Regions from separate parts of the Mus musculus genome. Here regions 2, 3 and 4 are each linked to region 1. The links are chromatin loops, found by intact Hi-C in ENCODE. Cell type or tissue: heart. All regions are shown on one strand.

The links. Peaks named below come from ENCODE experiments on the same cell type or tissue, not always from the same donor. Only the 100,000 strongest peaks of a DNase experiment are listed, where the experiment ranks them.
Region 2: it touches region 1 in a loop (4-fold over the local background); 16 of 42 quality-filtered maps call a loop at or near these places.
Region 3: it touches region 1 in a loop (2.5-fold over the local background); 25 of 42 quality-filtered maps call a loop at or near these places.
Region 4: a loop joins it to region 1, with 6 times the contacts of the local background. A loop is called at or near these places in 19 of 42 quality-filtered maps.

Annotation. Positions count from the first base shown.
Region 1 is chr12:85,166,924-85,171,923 of GRCm38, forward strand. Pgf (placental growth factor) reads right to left here. Exons shown (of 7, transcript NM_008827.3): 3 at 4,737-4,933; 4 at 4,452-4,531; 5 at 2,588-2,617; 6 at 2,435-2,494; 7 at 1-491. The coding sequence ends at 488. Among named protein-coding and RNA genes, the nearest start is that of Pgf, 7.9 kb to the right of the region's middle. In heart, a CTCF peak has its summit at 2,725 (motif pointing right); DNase peaks (open chromatin) are centred at 2,738, 3,068, 3,478 and 4,138; H3K4me3 peaks cover 542 bases; H3K27ac peaks cover 937 bases; H3K27me3 peaks cover 255 bases.
Region 2 is chr12:85,216,795-85,221,794 of GRCm38, forward strand. It overlaps Eif2b2 (eukaryotic translation initiation factor 2B, subunit 2 beta), which reads left to right and starts at 2,687. Exons shown (of 8, transcript NM_145445.4): 1 at 2,687-2,930; 2 at 3,028-3,148; 3 at 3,303-3,451; 4 at 4,683-4,846. The coding sequence starts at 2,768. In heart, no CTCF peak of the experiment used is centred here; DNase peaks (open chromatin) are centred at 1,062, 2,587 and 3,267; H3K4me3 peaks cover 2,306 bases; H3K27ac peaks cover 2,054 bases.
Region 3 is chr12:85,284,996-85,289,995 of GRCm38, forward strand. It overlaps Zc2hc1c (zinc finger, C2HC-type containing 1C), which reads left to right and starts at 3,596. Exons shown (of 3, transcript NM_172414.4): 1 at 3,596-3,790; 2 at 4,557-5,000. The coding sequence starts at 4,576. It also overlaps a transcript of Acyp1 not described here. In heart, a CTCF peak has its summit at 2,143 (motif pointing left); DNase peaks (open chromatin) are centred at 3,286, 3,636 and 4,776; H3K4me3 peaks cover 2,076 bases; H3K27ac peaks cover 1,152 bases; H3K27me3 peaks cover 214 bases.
Region 4 is chr12:85,302,913-85,307,912 of GRCm38, forward strand. It overlaps Nek9 (NIMA (never in mitosis gene a)-related expressed kinase 9), which reads right to left. Exons shown (of 22, transcript NM_145138.2): 19 at 3,225-3,454; 20 at 2,551-2,712; 21 at 555-761. Among named protein-coding and RNA genes, the nearest start is that of Zc2hc1c, 17 kb to the left of the region's middle. In heart, a CTCF peak has its summit at 2,818 (motif pointing left); DNase peaks (open chromatin) are centred at 2,032 and 2,799; H3K4me3 peaks cover 249 bases; H3K27ac peaks cover 293 bases.

The DNA.
Region 1 (5,000 bases):
GGCAAGCTCTGCTCTCCAGAGCCGAATGTCCTGTCCCATCTCCAGGATACAGTAGACTGGGTCCCCTCTACATGCCTTCAATGCAGCCGGGGCCAGAGCTGCTCTCTGGGTGGAGCTGGGAATCAGGGCAGGTTCTAGGCCTCCTCTTCTCTTCTCCAGTTCCCTGGAGAGCCAGGGCCTCTGGGGTGCGGCTTGCCCCTTGTAAGGCCATGTCCATGTCTTGCTTCTTCCCAAGCCGAAGCTCCCACAGATCCGTGGCTGGCTTCTTTCTTTCTCTCTCGTTCTGTTTTAAGGCACTGAATTCCTGAGCGTCTTGTCCTTCCATGCCCCTTATCTTGGAGGGGGCACGTCATTCAGCAGGGACGAGTCGGCTAATAAATAGAGGGTAGGTACCAGCAGGGAGGGTTCTGAGAGGGTGACGGTAATAAATACGTGAGCTGGGTGTGGGGCTCTCCTCTGAGTGGCTGGTTACCTCCGGGAAATGACATCACCTGCCAGAAACCAAACACAGACAAGTCAGAGGACAGGATGCTGTGAGGATGGCGTCCCCTCCTAGAGAGAGGGTCAGACCCAGAGGGACAAGGAACAGCACCAAGAAACAGCACCTGGGCAAGCCTGCTCATACCCAGACCAGCAAGCAGGTGTCTCCCTTGCCAAGCACCAGCTCAGGTGCCCAGTTTTGTGCCAGGTCCTGTCTCATTCACCCTTCGCCACACACCACAGGAGTGTTAACCCTTTCACAGATGTGGAGCTCAGGCGGAGAGATCGCCATTCAGTGGCAGAGACATTTGAAGCCGTTCTGGCATCCCGTAACAGTGTCTCTGGTTAACCCATCCCAAGACAGCAGTCTTCGGATGGAACTGGTAGGAGTGGCTCTGTTGTTTGTACTTTTATACTAGGTGGTTTGTGGCACTGGGGTGGGGGGTTGAGCTTGGGTCTTACACATGGTAAGCAAGCTTGCTACCGCCGAGCTACATCTCCAGTCCAAAAAAAAAAAAAAAAAAGGTGTTTTTAAAGAAATCAGTCTCCAGCCTTCTTGGATATTCACTTAAACTTTGTGTGTGGAAGGCCTGGGGCCTGCTGTCCTTGCTAAGGTTGCACTTTCCCCTCAAAGGAGCATTAGGACCTCCAAACCCAACTGTTTGTGAATATGATTTTAAACCTTCAAAAAGAGCCTGGCAGTGGTAACACATGCCTTTCATCCAGCACTCAGGAGGCAGAGGCAGGTGAATCGCTGTGAGTACAGCCTGGTCTACAGAGTGAGATGCAGGACAGCCAGGACCACACAGAGTTAATTCTGTCTTGAAAAAAAAAACCAGAATAAATAAATAAAAATTTAAAAATTAATAAAAAAAGAAAGAAAGAAAGAGAGAGAGAAAGAAAGAGAGAGAGAGAGAGAGGGAGAGAGAGAGAGAGAAAGAAAGAAAGAAAGAAAGAAAGAAAGAAAGAAAGAAAGAAAGAAAGAAAGAGAAGTTCACAGTGAGCACATGAGGCAGGATTGCTGTGAGTTTAAAACCAGCTTGGACTACATAGCATCCTATGTAAAACAAAACAAAATAAAACAATCCTCCTCTAGGCATAGGTTCAAGGCCAACCTAAAATTAAGCGAGAGGCACATGAACTATTAAAATTCTTTGGGGCGATACCTGAACAAGACCCCTGAGAACCCATATCTGAGAGATGGCACAGTGGCACCTGATATCTGTGTGGTGTGTGCTGATCATTTAGCTCTGGCTAGCTTGGCTGCCAGGTGGGAGTGTCCCTTCCCCCACCCCTCTCTTCCAGCTACACTGTGACTCTGTAACCTGGGACTCCAGCCTGCTACCCCTAGGGTGAAGCAAGGATGGGCAAGGCAGGGAGAGGGGAGATGAAGGGAGGGATCCAAAGACAGAGAGACACACTGGCCTGGGAACCTGAGAGCGGCAGACGCACTGCACCTGCCCCAGAGATGCCCAGAAGTGGCCAACTATGTAGGAGAAGGCATGATCTGGAAGAACAGGGCATGTGGTTGTCACCTAGGTGCCTGGCACACAGCAGTGATCCCTGCACAGTAGCACATTGCTTGTTGTACTCCCAGGCCCATCATTTTACAAGGAAAGGGACTTGTTTAAGGCCACAAAGAGATAAGGGACAAGAATTAAAGTCCCTGGATGCGCCTTAGACCTTTTTTTAAAATTTATTTATTTATTTATTTTTCGAGACAGGGTTTCTCTGTATAGCACTGGCTGTCCTGGAACTCACTTTGTAGAGCTCGAACTCAGAAATCCGCCTGCCTCTGTCTCCTGAGTGCTGGGATTAAAGGCGTGCGCCACCATGCCCCGCACGCCTTAGACCTTAAAAGTGGATTCCCTGTTCTCATCGCAAGACCTCATCCCCAGTGCCCCACCCCCTCAGGCTCAGCCTTTGTGCCAGTCCTGGGCCCCAGCATACTCACGGGTGGGGTTCCTCAGTCTGTGAGTTTCTACTCCTCTTCCTCTTCCCCTTGGTTTTCCTCCTGCAATAAACCAAGCGTCAGTACAGAGGGTTCCTCGTGCTCGGACAGCGGCTGGCAGGTCCGACAACCTCCCCGCGCACTAAGTACACTTACCTTTCTGCCTTTGTCGTCTCCAGAATAGGTCTAGGGAAACGGAAAGATGCAGGGGAGACGAGTAAATGGATGTTTCCTGCTACCACCCACTTCCCACAGTCCCTAGGTCCTGGTGAGGCGGTTGCTCCAGCGCCGCTAGGGGGCAGCACCGAGCTGGTGAAGAAGCTGTGGCGGGGTGGGGGCCCCAGTGCTTGCGCTCCCAGCCCTACCCTAGGTCCTGGCAATCCCCAGGGAGGTCGATGTTCCCCTCTGGGGCTTTTCATCACATGTTTCTGCTCGTCCCAGCCTCTTGGCATCAAGAGCTGGGATCTTTTGATTCTGCTTTCTGCTTTTTAAACTTTTTCTCTGTTCACTTTCCCCGTTCCTTCTAGGGGTACACTCTGGGAGCCCCTCAAGAAAGTAAATGATGAACAAGATTGTGGTCAGGGCAATGGTGACTACCAGCTAAGACTGCCTGCCTGGGCTTAACCCAGCCCCACCGTGGCAACAGCAGGGAGCTTGCTTCGCAGTCTCCAGGCATGTCCCAGCTCTGCCTTCTGGGGCCATGGCTCTTGGCCCAGAAGTAAAAAGAAAGGTGTCCCTGTTGCCTGGCTTGCTGGAAAGAGATCTCTTCAGTAGTTCCCAAGAGCAGTGTTCCAGACAGGAGGGGCCGCATGGGCCCTGAGTGTATGCTGTCCTGAGCCAGCCCACTTTGCCCAGTCACACCTCTGCAGATGGGCAAGTCAGAAAAAAGATGATATAAAAGGTAAAGGTCACCATTCAGCCCCTGGGGGAGGAGGCAAGGAGGGACTCCTGACTGAGCTATTGGTGTCTGGCTGGAAGTGAACAGGTTGACTCAAGGCCTCTAATACTGGCAGAGTGGAGAGGGCCTGGAGCCAGGGCTCAGGTTCAAAGAGGGCAGCTAGAGTCCTAGGCAGAGCCGGGCAGTGTGGCTAACTGTGGCTATGAAGAACATGGTGACTGCCAAGAAAGGCAGCAGGCGTGAGACAGGCCAAGTCCAGATCTAGAGCCCCTTTCCACGCTGGCCAGTGGAGCAAATCACAGAACTGTAGTGTCTGGCTCGCCTCCTCTGTGCGATGCTGACAAGGTGGCCACAAGCGGCACAACCTTGCTATCCCGCTCACCACCATTTCCCAGGCACTTAGGCCAGTGTGTGGCATGCAGTGGGCACTGAAGAGACACACGTGGAAGGTGGTTGCTCTCCCCTTCTTCCAGCTCCAGACGAGGCTCCAAACCTCTAGTCAGGTGCCTTGTCTGTGACACAGAGACGCTCCAGACCTATCTCATGTCTCCGGGACCTAGATGGCATGCTAGGCTGCTGTTCCTAGCAGCAAGTGTGCCAAGAGCCTGGGGAACAGATAGCAAGGCTGAGGGTTGGCCAGAGCTCCCAGGGACAGTTAGCAGTGTGCAGCAACTCTAAAGACACCACTGTACCTGCTTTGCCTGTCTCTTTCCTTCTATGAGGTTTTCCTGCTGTCTTCTCAGTACAGTTTGCCCACCCTACTCCCCACAGGCAGGCAGCCTGGTCCTGAATCAAGCACAGGCTTGTGATACCTTCGTCTATAGACATTAGTTCCAAGGACCTGTGACAGTTGTGTGACAAGCGCCAGGGCTCTGGATGTCTAGGGGAGACTTCCTTTTCTACTGGGACATCTTGGCAGCTGTACTCCAGCTGCTGGGGCCAGCTCCTCAGAGTGACTTGGCTCATAGGGAATATTAAATGAAAAACATCTCCCCAGGACCACTTGCTTAGGGAAACAAACGCAGCCTGCTATAGGCTGGCAACCCCCTCTTCTGCCCCAGGGGCCCGGCAAGGATCTGCTAAGTGATCAGGGTTTGTCCCTGCTGCCCACCCAGGACCTACCTGCATTCACAGAGCACATCCTGAGAAAATGTCATCTCCACATAGAAATGTGGATCCCGATTGGGGGGAATCTTCAAGATCTGTGGGAAACAAAGTTCATACTCAGTAAGGAGTCCATGAGAAGCTCAAGGTTGGAATGGGGGCTCAAGGGACCCTGGCTTGGACCCACTGTAGGCCCCTGACCTGCCTCTGTCCCTATCTGGGTAATTTCTAGAGGTTCTGTGGGGATCTGAATACAGTGTGGGCTATGGGCAGGCGGTGACATGTGGGGGAGAGTTTCCCTACCTGCATAGTGATGTTGGCTGTCTTTATCGGCACACAGTGCAGACCTTCATCACCACAGCAGCCACTACAGCGACTCAGAAGGACACAGGACGGACTGAATATGTGAGACACCTCATCAGGGTATTCATCCAAGATGTACACCAGCTTCTCCATGGGCCGACAGTAGCTGCGACCCCACACTTCGTTGAAAGGCACCACTACGGGAAGACAGAAGGGCCAGGTCAGGTCAGAAGGGGTGTCTCAGACTTGGCTCTCGGGTTTAGT
Region 2 (5,000 bases), 50 kb after region 1:
GTGGGAGCCGATGTGCTCATGTGCACGTGGGAGCCGATGTGCTCATGGGCACGGGGAAGCCGATATGCTCATGGGCACAGGGAAGCCGATGTGTTCATGGGCACGGGAAAGCTGATGTGTTCATGTGCACGTGGAAGCCGATGTGCTCATGGGCACGGGGAAGCCGATGTGTTCATGGGCACGGGAAAGCTGATGTGTTCAAGGGCACGGGGAAGCCGATGTGCTCATGGGCACGGGGAAGCCGATGTGTTCATGGGCACGGGAAAGCTGATGTGTTCAAGGGCACATGGAAGCCGATGTGCTCATGTGCACGGGAAAGCTGATGTGTTCAAGGGCACAGGGAAGGCGATGTGCTCATGGGCACGGGGAAGCCGATGTGTTCATGGGCACGGGAAAGCTGATGTGTTCACTTGCAAGTGGTAGCACGTGGAAGCCTCTGGGTGTCATCCTCCAGACGCTACACTCCTCCCAGGGCTCACCACTTCCCAATATTATCACACTAAAAGACCAAACCCTTAGCATTTGAACTTTTGAGGAACACACTTCAACCATATGCAAGCTATAATCATGAGTAAAATGAAGGTCGATAAATGTGGGAAAACACAAGCATCACTGGCAAGCAGGAAAATGCAAATTAAAACAATCCTGAAGGATCTTTTTATGCCTACTTTCTATAAAGATGTTTGGTGATACCATGTGTTGGTAAGCATGTACAACATTGATAGATGGCCCCACCACTCCTCTGCTGTGAGGTGATCTGGGCAGGGGGTAGATGGCCTTGCCCACTCACCCCTAGCCACCTGAGGCAGTCAGGAAAGCTGACCCTAGGGTCATCAGAGTGAGGGGAACTGGGTCTGCACCTCACCTGAACATTACAGTAGGGTTGGCCCTGGTTGAGGGGTTTTTGGGTCAGCCAGTCCCTAGGGTGAGAGCAAGAGAGAGCTGGCCCCTGCCAACCTCTGCCAGAGGTGGTGTGAGTGCCTGGGTGATGCCCCCCCCCCCAGGAAGTCTGGAGAACTGGCCTTGAGGTCATGAGAGTGGGTGAGCTAGCCCTGTCCCTTGTCCACTAGAGCACCTGGGCAGGTGGGCACTGTACTTCATCTGGGCAGCACAGCCCTGGTGGAGGGGACCCAGGTGAGCTGTCTTGAGAGGACAGAGTGTGGGAGAGCTGGCCTCTTTGACCTTTCTGGGGTGAGATGGTACAGGTACTGGTGTGATGCCCTCTCCCTTCTGCCTTGCCACCTGCAGTAGTCAGGAGAGCTGATCCTAGAGTCATGAGTTGGGGAGAGCTAGCCCTGCCCCACTGGCTGTAGCACTTGGGAGAGCTGGCCCTGCACGTTGCCTGGGCAACACAGTAGAGTCGGCCCTGAAAGCAAAGATACAGGTGAGCCAGACCCCAGCAAATTAAACAATATGCTATTTAGAGATTGCAAATATTTACTTTTTAATGTACTGCTGCATTCTATTTTTCTAGTAATTTATTAGGTTTTTCTTTTTGTTTTGCTAATGACAGGTACAGTTTTCCTGTACTATCTTTATATGATTTTGATACCGATCTAATCCCTCTGAAGACAATTTATCAGCTGTAAGGAAAGTCTTAAAAGTCTGGAAGATTCACTTTTGAGACATTTATCTTATATTTTTGGTTGTGAGCCTAGCCTTTAATGGCTGAGCCATCTCGCCAGCCCAAGACGTTTATCTTAAATAAATAAGAGATTCTAATTCCGTTTGGGTTCAGGGGACCCAGGATAAGCACAGCCTTTTTACCTCCCTAACTGCTTCAATACCGTGAATCTCTTTCTCAGTTTGTAAAGCCGGGGGAGGAGAACCTACCTCATGTAGCTGTATGACAGTAAGAACTTACAGCACTCAATACCTAGTAAGTGTCGGGTCAATGGAAGGACTTATTACATTGCATGTACTCGCCGGCCTCCAAATTGCAGGACAGCATTCTTGGTGTCCTATTAGCTTCTACTTTGTTTGTTTGTTATTTCGAGACAGGGTTTCTCTGAATAGCCCTGGCTGTCCTGGAACTAACTTCGTAGACCAGTCTGGCCTCAAACTTAGAAATCCACCTGCCTCTGCCTCCCAAGTGCTGGGATCAAAGGCGTGCGCCACCACAGCCCGGCTAGCTTCTACTTTGAATCTCTTTCATTAGTGACATTCCTTAGGGCTTTCGAGGCCGAGGATATAAAAAAGCAAACAACAACGTAAGAGCTAGGAATAGGAATGGTGGTACCACTTGCCTAGCACCTGTGAGATCCTACGTTCAATTCCTTGCACCGAGCGGGGAAAAGAAAGATAAAGTCGGTGGGGAATGGAACCCATTGGAAAAGGTGAACATGTTCAACCCGCGTTGCAGCAGCACTTTTCTGGGCGTCTCGAGCCCTGGACTCGCACTCATGGAGGCGTCTGCCAAGCATCAGGCAGCGATGGAGCCAGGAAGGAGGAAAGCCACTTCTGCTGGTCGCAGGGCGGGAGAGCCGCTCGCTGTTCCCATAGCAACCAGACTGGCCAGCGTCCTCCGGGCCTCCCGGCTCGGCGCGCAGACTCCCAAGGGGACCCTTCCAGCCGTCACTTCCCGGCGGTGCGCCCAGCTCCGCCCTAACACGTTTCTGATTGGCCTCAGCAGAGGGAGGGGCGGGCTTACAACTCCACGAACTCAATTATGTTTCACCGAGCGGAAGTTGACCTCTCTCGGCCCGGAAGTGAAACAGTGCTTTGGCAATTGAGGCTTCTGTAAGTGAGTCCCGGGACGGTGTTGGAAATGCCGGGTGCCGCGGCGAAGGGCTCGGAGTTGTCCGAGAGGATCGAAGGCTTCGTGGAGACTCTGAAGCGAGGTGGCGGGCAGCGCAGCTCGGAGGACATGGCTCGGGAGACCCTGGGGCTGCTGCGCCGGCTTATCACGGACCACCACTGGAACAACGCGGGTGCGGCAACTCATCCTCGTTCTTGTTCTATTCCTGAAGCTGATATTCACTTTCACCGCGCGCCTGCCCCGTTCACTCGGTCTCTCTTGGGTTTCAGGGGACCTTATGGATTTGATCCGCAGAGAGGGCAGGAGGATGACGGCTGCGCAGCCCTCCGAGACCACCGTGGGAAATATGGTGCGGAGAGTCCTCAAGATCATCCGGGAGGAGTATGGCAGGTCAAACTCACAGCTTGGGTGGGCTCCTGGTGGGACCAAGGGGTGCTGGCTTTTGGTTGTTAAACCGTGCCACCTATCAGCTTGAAGCCTCTGTTGTGGCTGAGCTGCTCCCGTTGCCCCAGTGATCACTCTTTGGGTCTTGTTGCCTCCATAGACTGCACGGGCGCAGTGACGAGAGCGATCAGCAGGAGTCCCTGCACAAACTCTTGACATCCGGAGGCCTGAGCGAGGATTTCAGCTTCCATTTTGCCCCACTTAAGGCCAACATCATTGAGGCGATTAATGAGCTGCTGGTGGAACTGGGTAAGAGATCTGATCACTAAGTGGACAAGTTAGGTCGCAGGCAAGTGAAACAGTCCCCTAGAAATTGTGCATTGACAGGGATAGGCGAGATCACCAGTCTTCTGGTTTGAACACCCATTTGGTAGGAGTGGATGGAAAACACCAAGCTTATAGTAACTGCATCTTTCAAGACAGACCTGCTCTTTAACAGTATATTAAGCGAGAGATTTCTTTTAGGGGAAGTTATTTTATTTTATTTTATTTTATAGCAAATGAACTTGCTGGGGATGTAGCTCAGTGGAAGAGTGCCTTACTTGAGGCTCTGGGTTTCATTCCCAGTGCTGCAAAAAACAGAAAACGAGTTCCCCAAAGCCGCATTTGGAAGTTTCTTTTTCACTAAACTTCATCTTGACTTCAAAAAATGTTTACTATTAGTGGTGTGTGTATGTGTGTGTGTGTGTGTGGGTCACAGGGCAACTTTGTAGAATTTGCGCATCCCCCTTTATGTGGGTTCCAGGGATGGAGGGCAGGTTTCCAGGTTTGCCCATCAAGCACATTTACCCACTAAGCCATCATGCCCACCCCTTTGAGGTATTTATATACATACCGCCTCCATCCTCACTTGCAGATTTTTGTTACAGTCTGTTCTTCAGAGATTTAACACTGGGTACTGGGGATGGAGAGATGGACGGCTCAGCGATTAAGCTGCTCTTGTAAAGTCCCCAGGTTTAGTTCCCAGCATCTACACTGTGGCTCATAGCCACCTGTAAGTCCTGTTCCAGAGGACCCGATGTCCTCCTCTTACCTCCACAGGGACCAGGCACACATGAGGCAAACAGATATACATGCAGGCAAGACATTCATGCACTGAAAATAAGTTAGACAATTTACAAACAAACTAGGTGCCACCTGTACTCCAGACAGCCACTCTCAAGCTGCTGTGGGGTTTCTGTATTTCTTTGGTATGCCCACTGCCCATGGAGGTGTTGTGGCCACCTTTTGGATGAATAGTTCTATCAGGGGAAGATCTGTTTTTGGTTAGCACTTCAGGATTTCCCAGATTGGCTGAGGAGTGCAGGCCCAGGACCCCAGAGTGATGCTTTTAAGAGCTTGGACTGTTGCACTCTGAGCCTGCTAAGCCTGTGATGCCAGGCTGGCAGTGTCTAAGGGCAGCTTCCCCTGTGAGCCTTTGCCCTGCCTGTCTGGGGTTAGCATGCCATTTTCACGTCCCCTTGCAAACCTGTTCTTGCAGAAGGCACAATGGAGAACATTGCCGCCCAGGCTCTGGAGCACATCCACTCCAACGAGGTGATCATGACCATTGGCTACTCTAGGACAGTTGAGGCCTTCCTTAAAGAGGCGGCCCGGAAGAGGAAGTTCCACGTTATTGTTGCAGAGTGCGCTCCTTTCTGCCAGGTAAGAGGGGCGCTTGGAGTTGCTGAGAAGGGGTGAAGGGGGAATAAAGGAGGGATGAGCCTGAGCCGACTGTGAATCAATTAGCTCAGCCTGGAGTCATTAAGAAAGTAAGTCCTACCGGATGTGGCAGCCCACACTTCTAATCACAGCCCTG
Region 3 (5,000 bases), 120 kb after region 1:
ACTTCACACTGACATATATATTCACACTTCATATGATATATACATACATATGCGTATGTGATTTTGTGTATCTTCTTGTTCACGTATGTATGTGGACACACATGGAGGCCAGAGGGCAACCTGGAGTGTCATTCTCCAGGTACAACCCATTTTTTCCTTCCTACAGGCTCACTCACTGTCCTGGAACTTGCTGAGTAGGCTAGGCCGACTGCCCAGGGAACCCAGGGAGTGAGTCACCCATCCTTCACTATCAGAAGTAGGATTAGAAATCTGTAAAAATCCCACCAAACTGGGCTTTTTTTTTGATACAGGGTTTCTCTGTATAGCCCTAGCTGTCCTGGAACTCACTTTGCAGACCAGGCTGGCCTTGAACTCAGAAATCCGCCTGCCTCTACCTCCCGAGTGCTGGGATTAAAGGCATGCGCCACCACGCCCAGCTTCAAATTGGGCTTTTTAAAATGTGGATTGTGATGACTGATTCAGGTCTTCATGTTTGCACAACATGAGCTAGTTCCGCAGCCCCAATATATACAAGTTTTAAAAGACACACTTTGAAAACTTGTGTTTTATTCTTGAACAGCAGCTATGCTGATCTCAGTATCAATTCTGTTCTAGTATATGTGTTGCCAAAGTACTATCTATACTTTTTTATTTGTGATCTCTCTCTCCCTCACCTGCTCCTCTCCCCCCCCCCCACCCTGTGTGTGGTGTGTGTGTGTGTGTGTGTGTGCGTGTGTGTGTGTGTGTGTATGTAGTGTGTGTGTGTTGTTGTTACTGCTTGGTAATGGAATCTAGACCCTTGTGCATTCTAAGTATACATCTTACCACTGATTTATTTTTTATGTATTTGAATACATTGTCACTGTCTTCAGACACACCAGAAGAGGGCATGGGATCCCATTACAGATGGTTGTGAGGCACCATGTGGTTGCTGGGAATTGAACTCAGAACTCCTGGAAGAGCAGTCAGTGCTCTTAACCACTGAGCCATCTCTCTAGACCCCCACTGTCGTTCTAACACTGATTGATAAGCCTCGGTCCTGCTAATCAACGAAGCTGAGAAAGAAGGTTTAGAATCAACATCTGAACAACAGCAAGAATTAGGGAGCAGATGCTGATGGTGAGGGGGGTAAAGCCACTCCAACGATTAACACAGGCAGAACAAGAGAGGATGCCACTTATTATGAGAAAACTGGCAGATGTAGACTCAATAGCATTTGTAGGTCGTTTGGAAGAGATGGCAAAGGAAGCAGCTTTGAGGGTGAGCGGGCATGAACCAGGAAAACAGCAGACAGAGAATGGGGAGATGATCAATGTCTATCACACTGAATCTAGGGCTCCTAAGGAACTGTCATGAGGAGGTGCCAGGCGGATAGTTGGAGAGACACTATTGCTAAGCAGGGCATATTTTAGACAAGAGTGAGCCCCCAAATTTCAGATCTAATAAAAATCATAAGGAAGAGATTACTTAGAACTGCAGAACTGCATATACATCAAAAATAGGAGCACTCAGGGGAATATCTAAACTTAGAAGGCCAGTAAGGGAGTTAAGTATATTCCAATATACTTATTGCATAAATGCCAGAAGATATAAATGCCAGAAACCTTAAATAGATGGAACAGGACTGAGAAAAAGAAACCAAGAGGACACAGGAGTAGTGAGAACTGAGTCTTGAGGGAGTGGATGATCAATATTGCTGAGTGAACAGGCTCCAGAAATAGAAGCTTGCCCGAGAAGGACTCTATTAGCTGCGTAGTGAGAGAGAGAGAGAGAGAGAGAGAGAGAGAGAGAGAGCCAGACCACAGGGGCCAGAACAAAGAGGAAAGATAAGGAAAAGCTGTGTAAGTGTGTAGAGTTTGCAATCAGCTGAGGTGTGTTGGACATGCTGCACATCTCTAACTCCAGCTCTTTGAAGGCAGAGGCAAGAGAATTTCTTTGAGTTCAAGGCTAGCCTGGAGTATGTAGAGAGCTCCAGACCAACCACAAAACAAACACAAACAAAGAAGCCAACCAAAGCAAAATAAAGGAGGGGGAGGGAGAGGGGGAGGAGGGAGAGGAGACGGAGAAGGAGAGAAAGAAAAAGAACTTGAGGTGTCCTGTTAGGTAGCTCTCAATTGTCATGACTTCAGGTCTAGGGGTTCCATTGCCATCTTCTGGCCTTCCCAGGCACTGCACACACAAGGCATATATTCACATAGACCTCGGAGTTTCTCTCTTCCTCTCTCTCTCTCTCTCTCTTCCTCTCTCTTTCTTGTGTGCGTGTGCGTGGGGGCGGGGGGGGGGGGGAGGGAGGAAAGGCCTATATGCCTATACCCAGCCTGGGAGAATCTGAGACAAGAGGATTAAGTAGGCAGGAGGACTAACTAGTGCTAACCATAGACTAAATAGGGAGCCTGTCTCAAAACAAACAGCAAACAAAACAAAACAGAAGAGACTCCAGTGGGATCCTAACACAGAGAGAGACAGACCCAGGGATGGGAAGGGGAACTTTTCTTGCACAAGGAAGTTATGTATACTTGAACACTAGAGATTCAGGGGGAGAGTATGGAAACGAGTTAGAAAAGATGTATGGGAAAACCCATAGAAGCTGACTGAGGCAGGGTCCTAGTCCGTGGGAAACCTCTGCAATGTGGAGAAGGCCGAAGAGCCAACTGGGAATGAAAAGAATGACTGACAATCTGCCCTAGAGAGTCCACCAAGGAATTTTTTTTTGTAGCGCATAAAAGCTGACATCTGATCTGTTGTATTAACGAGACTGCTGTCTACTTTATTTCCCACGTGCTCGAATCTTCTGTGTAGTTACAAGAAAAACGGAGCTATCTGTTCCAAAACAGCTTATCCAAATGAACTGAAGCACGAAGAAGACAAATAAACTCTCTTCTGTTGTCAAAAAGTTACAGAGGACCATTTAATGTTGAAATCAAGTTATGTTCATTACTGTTGATCTGGTTGTTAACTTTATTATTGTTACTTTTGGCTGAGTCATTCCTGGGCCCTAAGTAGTAACGGTCACGTGAGAGTGAAACGTTATAATAGCAAAATGATTAGATTGGCCATAGAAACTACCCTGGGACTATAACACGTAGTGAAATAATAGTAAAGCTAATATAATAGCAAGCGCCAAAGCATTGCGAGGGAAGACAGCCCGGAGCATGTAGCCTGGAGCTCTTACATAGCCCTACCTGGGGCCTGAGCGCAGTAGCCGAGCGCACTCAGAAGGGTGATCAGCAGTCCCACTCCCGCTAGCTGGACAGACTCCCGAATCCTGGGGCGGGATGATTCCGCAGCCCATCTAGGGGCTCCACCCTTCTCCAGACAAGGGCACACCCTAAGGTCTGGGAGCTTCATTCTCGGAGAAATCCAAGTTCTTCTTTGATGTAGCCCCAGAAAAACCTCTCCAACCCCTCCCCAAGGGAAACGCTGATCTGAGCTGCGGAGTTGGCTGCACCTCGACAAGTGACCCGACTGCACCCGTACTCCACCTCCCTTCCCTCCTCCCCTCCCCACCTCCCTCCCCACCTCCCTCCCCACCTCCCCGCACTCCCTCCACCACCTCCCTCCGTCCCTCCAACCCAATCTGCCCCGGCGGCTTTCGGATTGCTTGTGGACTGCGCCTGCGCACATCTGGAGCTAAAAGTTCTCAACCAGAGGCGGTGCTCTGGTCTCCAGGCAACGGGATAACAGAGGTGGACAGAGAGCGCCTGCGTGGACGGCGGTTGGGTTTAGTCAGGTGTGGAAAACTAGGTCTTGGGGATTTTCCCTGAGCTGGAGCGGCCCCCGAGCGCCTCAGGTACGCCGAAAGGGGAGATACTGAGACCTCCCGAGGGGTTGGAGAGTGAGAGTTTATCCCTAGAGGCCGGGTCCCAGTAAGGACTCCCGTTTGACCCTCTGGGACAGAACATGACTCTGGAGTTCCGGATCCAAAGCGGGCTGGGGCGCTCAGGTGTCTGTCACCCCCTCTCCCAACACACTCTCTTTACAAGCCTGGTGCGGTTTGAGCCATAGAGCATCTTTGCATGAGGGCTTGACAGCCGGGCACCTGCTTCAGGCCCGGGTGGCTCGTGCTCTTTGTAGTTTGTAGCAAGGGGAAAGTCCAGGGAGTGCTTTGGGCCAGGCCCTGTCGCCAGGCCACTGTTCTCACCCCGTAAAACCGTGGGACTGGACTCAGAGCGGCCTCTGCAATTTACAAGAACCCGGGGCTGGTAAGAGCAGGTTGCCTGTTTTGTGTCACGGACGACCTTCTATCTAAAGCTTTTCCCACCCATTCCATAAATGGTGTAGAGCAGGTCATCTACAGGCCTGGAGGAAAGTCAGTGGCAGAACACCTGTGTCACGTCCATTCTTTGGTCCTCGGGGCTTAGCAATGTCTGGCCTGGCACATAACCATCACTCCCTAAATGCTTATTGAAAGAATGTCCTGGCAGAGCCAACACCACAGTCCCGAGAAACGTTTAAAGGGAATGTGGGTAGGGCAAATGGACAAACAGTTTACTCTAGCAGCCGGGAGTGAACCTCAGACAAATTCTTCACATGTATCTGCTTTAAATCTCCCCTAGGCTTCGGTCCAGGCACTGAATGGCTGGTCTCCAGTTGGCTCCACATCTGCCTGTGGGCGTTATGTTCCCACATAATAAAACAGAAGCTCCTGGACTCCACTCAGCTAAGCACGACCCTTACGAACAAAGTGACTCTTCCCAGCGGCCCTCGATGGGACATTTGAGGAATAGTTTCCAGTCGAAGCTTTGGAGCAACACAGAAATGGAGCAGGAGGACGAGGTCTCCACCCGCCCCAAAAGGAACGTCTGCACAAAAGCCCGGAGGCACTCCTGTCCCCACAGTGCAGGAATCAGGCAGCAAGGCTCAGGGAACAATGCCCAGGGCCAAGGAAAGGGTCTGTTTTACTTGTCTAGTCCGACACCCCGGTATCCCAAAGCAAATGACCAGGACTTCATTCCCTTTAGGAGGAAACGAGTGGGAGTGGATCGGGCTTACCCACTGAA
Region 4 (5,000 bases), 140 kb after region 1:
TTGCACAAATATACAAATAAAATGGTTAGAATAAGAATGTACTCAGGTAGTAGTGGTGCACGCCTTTAATTCCAGCACTCAGGAGGCAGAGGCAGGAGGATCTCCCAAGTTCAAGCCCAGACTGGTCTACTCAGAGAGTTCCAGGAAGGCCAGAAACACAGAAAACCCTGTCTCAAAACAAAACAAAACAAACCATCCAACCAAAAAAAAAAAAAAAAAAAAAAAAAAGAATGTATACATACCTACCAAAAGAAGTAATTTGTTATTACTATTACTGAGCCTATATGGTAGGCATATGGGTGTTTGTTATAATGTTTAAACATTTTCACAATAAAAATAGAAAAGCCAAACAATTAGTAACAAAAAAAACCAATAGAAGTTAGGTGTTATAATAAGCTAGATAGGTCCAAGGGCTCCTGGAATCAAGTTCAAAGTCCCATCATTGAGAGACAGGGAGTCACAAAGAGCTAAGTCTACTTTTACTTTGCAGCTTGTTTCTGTGACCTTTCAAAGCAGATTTAGAATTCAATTACTCTTTTAATGGATGTTCTCACCTGCTGGCCTCCTTCCAATTTCTTGTTGAGCTTTTGTAGTTGGGTAAACATCTGGAGGTTTTCTTGCTGGAGCTTCTGCTGTTCTTCCAGACACTTTAACACCAGAGCCTGCAACCTGTCAACCTCCACCTGCAGAGCACTGCACGCACAAGCAGCAGAGGTCAGGGCTTTCCCAACACACGGCACTGCAGGATCCAGCCGAGGGGGCTAGGGACAAGGAGGAGATAATGCACAGGATCTGCCATGGCTCCCCAGTACAAACAGTTTCCGTTAACCAGCAAGATAATACAAAAATACGCAAAAACAGGTGCAAATGAAGGAAAAAAAAAAAAAGCCTGGATTCCAGTGGCACTTGGTACTAACAGGACAGTGTTTAGTGCTGCTGCAGAATCATCTATTTGGGAGGATTTTACAAAACTCTTACTTTCTTGGTTTTTGTTTTTGTTTTTTGAGACAGGGTTTCTCTGTATAGCCCTGGCTGTCCTGGAACTCACTCTGTAGACCAGGCTGGCCATGAACTCAGAAATCCACCTGCCTCTGCCTCCCGAGTGCTGGGATTAAAGGCATGTGCCACCATGCCCGGCAATTCTTACTTTAATATGTTCTACTTTAAAGTGCTGAAGTGCTGAAGTGAAGTTCTGATCAAGTGAGTGAGGTTCATAAAATGTAGTTGGTCACACTGTGTCAGAGATTCGAGAAGAGTTTGTGAAGAACACTGACAAGACAATTTAAGAAGGCCAACCCAGGAGGGGAAAGGTTTACTCTCAGGTTTTAAGGGCTTTGTTGCCACTCTCCTGGGAAGGCTTTCAGTTATTCTAGTTGGGATTTTTCTCCCATATACACTTTTAAAATTAGCAGGTCAGAGCCAGGTGTGGAATGCACACTTTCATCCCAGCACTTGGGAGGCAGAGGCCGACGAATCTCTGTGAGTCTGAGGCCAGCCTTGTGTACAGAGTGAGTTCCAGGGAAGCCAGAGTCACACAGAGAAACCCTGCCTCAAAAGCAAAATAATAATTAAATAAAAATGAGATGAATAGCAGGTTAGCAAATGCTAGCTGGGGACTCATCCATTCTGTATCACAGGCTGAACACCGCTAGCCTGAAAAGCCTACTTGCTCCTAAGTCCAACACTGTGTGAGCACTGACACGATACCATGAGGGAAATATCACACCTAAGCTCCTGAGATAGACGGCCTGCAGTCCAGAATAGGTATATTAAAATATGACACAAAATAACCTCCAACCACAAAATGGCCTTTAAGCTATGTTTACACAGCATTATGTATATACAGATATTCCAAAATACACCAAAATGTGAGATTGAAAGACTTCTGGGTCCCACTCATCTGGGCAAGAGACACTCAATCTGCATCTGTGACTGCTTTGTGCTATGACGTCAGAGCTGTAGCTGCAAAGGGTTAAACAGCCCACAAAGTCATGTGACGATGCCGTGGCTTCTCTAGATCTGTGGTGCCCTCTGGTTTAGAACTGATTTACAGTTTCACTTCTACCCAGGCTGGCTGTATGCTGTTCTTTCAGCAGACTCCAGGCATTGCTTCTTACATACAGCTCAGCTAACACTCATGGTGCCATTAAAACTGAGTTTGGAGCCTAGGAACGTGGCTATCTGTGAAGAGTTTGCTTAGCATGTAGAGAACCCTGGGCTGGACCCCACACTGCATAACTGGGTGTGTGGCACATGTCTATATCATCATCTGGGAGGGAGATAGAGGCAGGAGTAACAGAGGTTAAAGGTCATCCTCCATCCTTGGCTGGGCTACAGAACCTGCCCCATAAAGAAACAAACCGTCACAACAAAAAGACCATTTGGAAATTCATGGTTCAGCTTAGTACTCCTGAGGAAGAAAGGAAGAAATGACCCTCTTGTGCTGGAAGGCAGAGCGGCAACTGCCAGGACAGTGCAGCACTGGCCCCGAAAGTGAGAGGACATGATGAAGCCAGGAGAGCCCAGGCACAAACAGCCACTGTCAGTTACCCAGGCTCCTGCTGCACGCTGGGGCTCCGGAGGAACTTCAGATGCGACCTTGAGTCCCTGCAGCTCTTCATAGGGCAGCGTGTCCTTCTCAGACTGTGAAAACGCCGCACTTAAGGGAGCGGGGCTGTCAGGCATGGGAATGAACTCTGCGTTTTCCAGCTCCTAGGCAGACAAGAAAGAATCTCACCAGTTTGGCTGCAGCAAGTTCCTTTCTCCCACGGTCTTTGTAGCTTTCACTTTCACGCTGCTGTGACAGCAGCGCCCTCTAGTGGTACAGAATGGTGGCTGACCACATATATTGCCTAACCTGGAACCAAACTTCAGCGATGCTAGCTCAAGTTCAGCAAGTTGTATCTGGTTCATTTCCCAACACAATTCTACACACACTGTCTGCTGGTCAGGAAGCTTGACGGCAAGGCACTGAGGCCTCCTTCCAGGCTGCCTTTAGTCCCAGCACTTGGGAAACAGAGACAAGTGGAACTCTTTGAGTTCTAAGCCTGCCAGGACTACAAACTGAGACCCCGTTTTAAAACAAAACACAGATGTCTTCACGGGTGGGAAAGTGAAGCCTTGACTCCTGTCTCAATTAGTAGGGCACTAGAAACTGAGACCTTGGCAGCCCTCACTAGCTCCTGTCACAGGCTTATCTGAAGCATCTGTTCTGAGGGCATTACCTTCCGAAGCCAGCCAGGACAGGAGCTGCTAGCCCCACAGCTGTTTCCCACGGCCTCCGTGGGACTGATTAAGCCTTCCATCCCACGGTCTGCTTCCATTGTTCCTCGGAAGCCTCCGCTTGGATCTGGAGTTTCAGATTCCTGTTGACTGTCTTCCTCTTCACCCCCGCCGCCGCCGCCACCACCACCACCACCACCAATGCCACCTCCTGGGCTGGAGCTCTGAACCACTGGTAGATGTGTAGCATAGGAAAGAAAGAGCTTCGTTAGGCCACAGAGATTTAGCATCTGACACCTCATTCACCCCCACAGAAGGTCCTAGAATTGCACAAAGTGGAACGTTCAAACAAATATTTGAGACTAAATTGTTTTTACATAGATAGCATTTGAATTTGTAAAAATTATTCTAAAAAGATTTTTTAAAAAAAATTTTATGGGTATGGGTGGTTTCAGCTGCATGTATGTCTGGTACCATGCACATGCATTGCCCTTGGAGGCCAGAAGAAGGTGTCAGATCCTCTGCAACTGGAGTTACAGATGGTTGTCAGCAGTCATTTGAGTGCTAGGAACCAAACCCCAGTTCTCTGTAAAAGCAACAGGCACTCTTAACTGCTGGATTGTTTTTCCAGCTCCACAGTATTTTTAAGTTATCACATTGATTTATTATGTGTGTGGATGTGGGCATGTGTGTATACACTGTACTGTAAAGGTTAATTCTCTTTTTCTATCACGTGAGTCCCAGGACTGAACTCAAATTGTCATGATGGCAGTATAAGCCTTTCATCATGAGCCATCTTATGGGCCTACATTTTTTCTTCCTCTTCTCTCTCTCTTCTCTCTCTCTCTCTCTCTCTCTCTCTCTCTCTCTCTCTCTCTCTCTCTCTCTCCTTATTTTGGCTTTTTGAGACAAAGTTTCTTTGTGTAGCCCTAGCTGTACTGGGACTTGCTCTGAAGATCCGGCTGGCCTCTGGAACTCAGAAATCCGCCTGCCTCTGCCTTCCAAGTGCTGGGATCAAAGGTGTGCGCCACCAACACCCAGTTTACAAATTTTAATTCTTGAGACAGGAAGGATCCTCATGCCACCCAGGCTGGCCTTGAACCTCTGACCTTACTACTGCACTTATTTCTACTTCTTAGTGCTAGGATGATAAGCATGTGCCACCATGCCAGGCTTACATAAAGGTATGTGTTACAATCACCAGAATTCATGTCTATTTTCTAAATCTTAGTGCATCTCTGGCAGGTAAATACATTGAAGTGTCCTCCACTAGTATTTGTCTTATGTAAAAAGTTGTTCAGCATTGAGCCAAGCACCCCTTAAGTCTCCCCAAAATAAGAAGATGGATTCTGAAATAATGGCACATCCATGACTTCTCACAGGTGGAAAGCTACCAGAGGGTTTAGGCTGATTTTCCTAAGTTGAAAGCTAGTAACTGACTTTTCCTTCAGAGGGCCTATTTTGAAGGTAAATTTTGTTTGGTTTTTGAAGACAGGGTCTTACTATGCACCATCTGACCTCAAACTCACAGAAATCCACTTGCTTCTGCCTCCCAAGTGCTATAGAAAGACTAGACTGCCTGGAATACTATGGAAGTAAAGGCTCATGGGATGGTAAGGAATACAAATGTCCCATTACAATGTGGAACAAGTCTCTTAACTGTATCACAAGTATGTGATGCAGGCAAGAAGATGAAGTCACCCTGATAACAATGCCAAAACCTCAACACTCACCAAAATACAACCTTTCCTCTCAACCCAAAGACCAAGCTGGTCCCT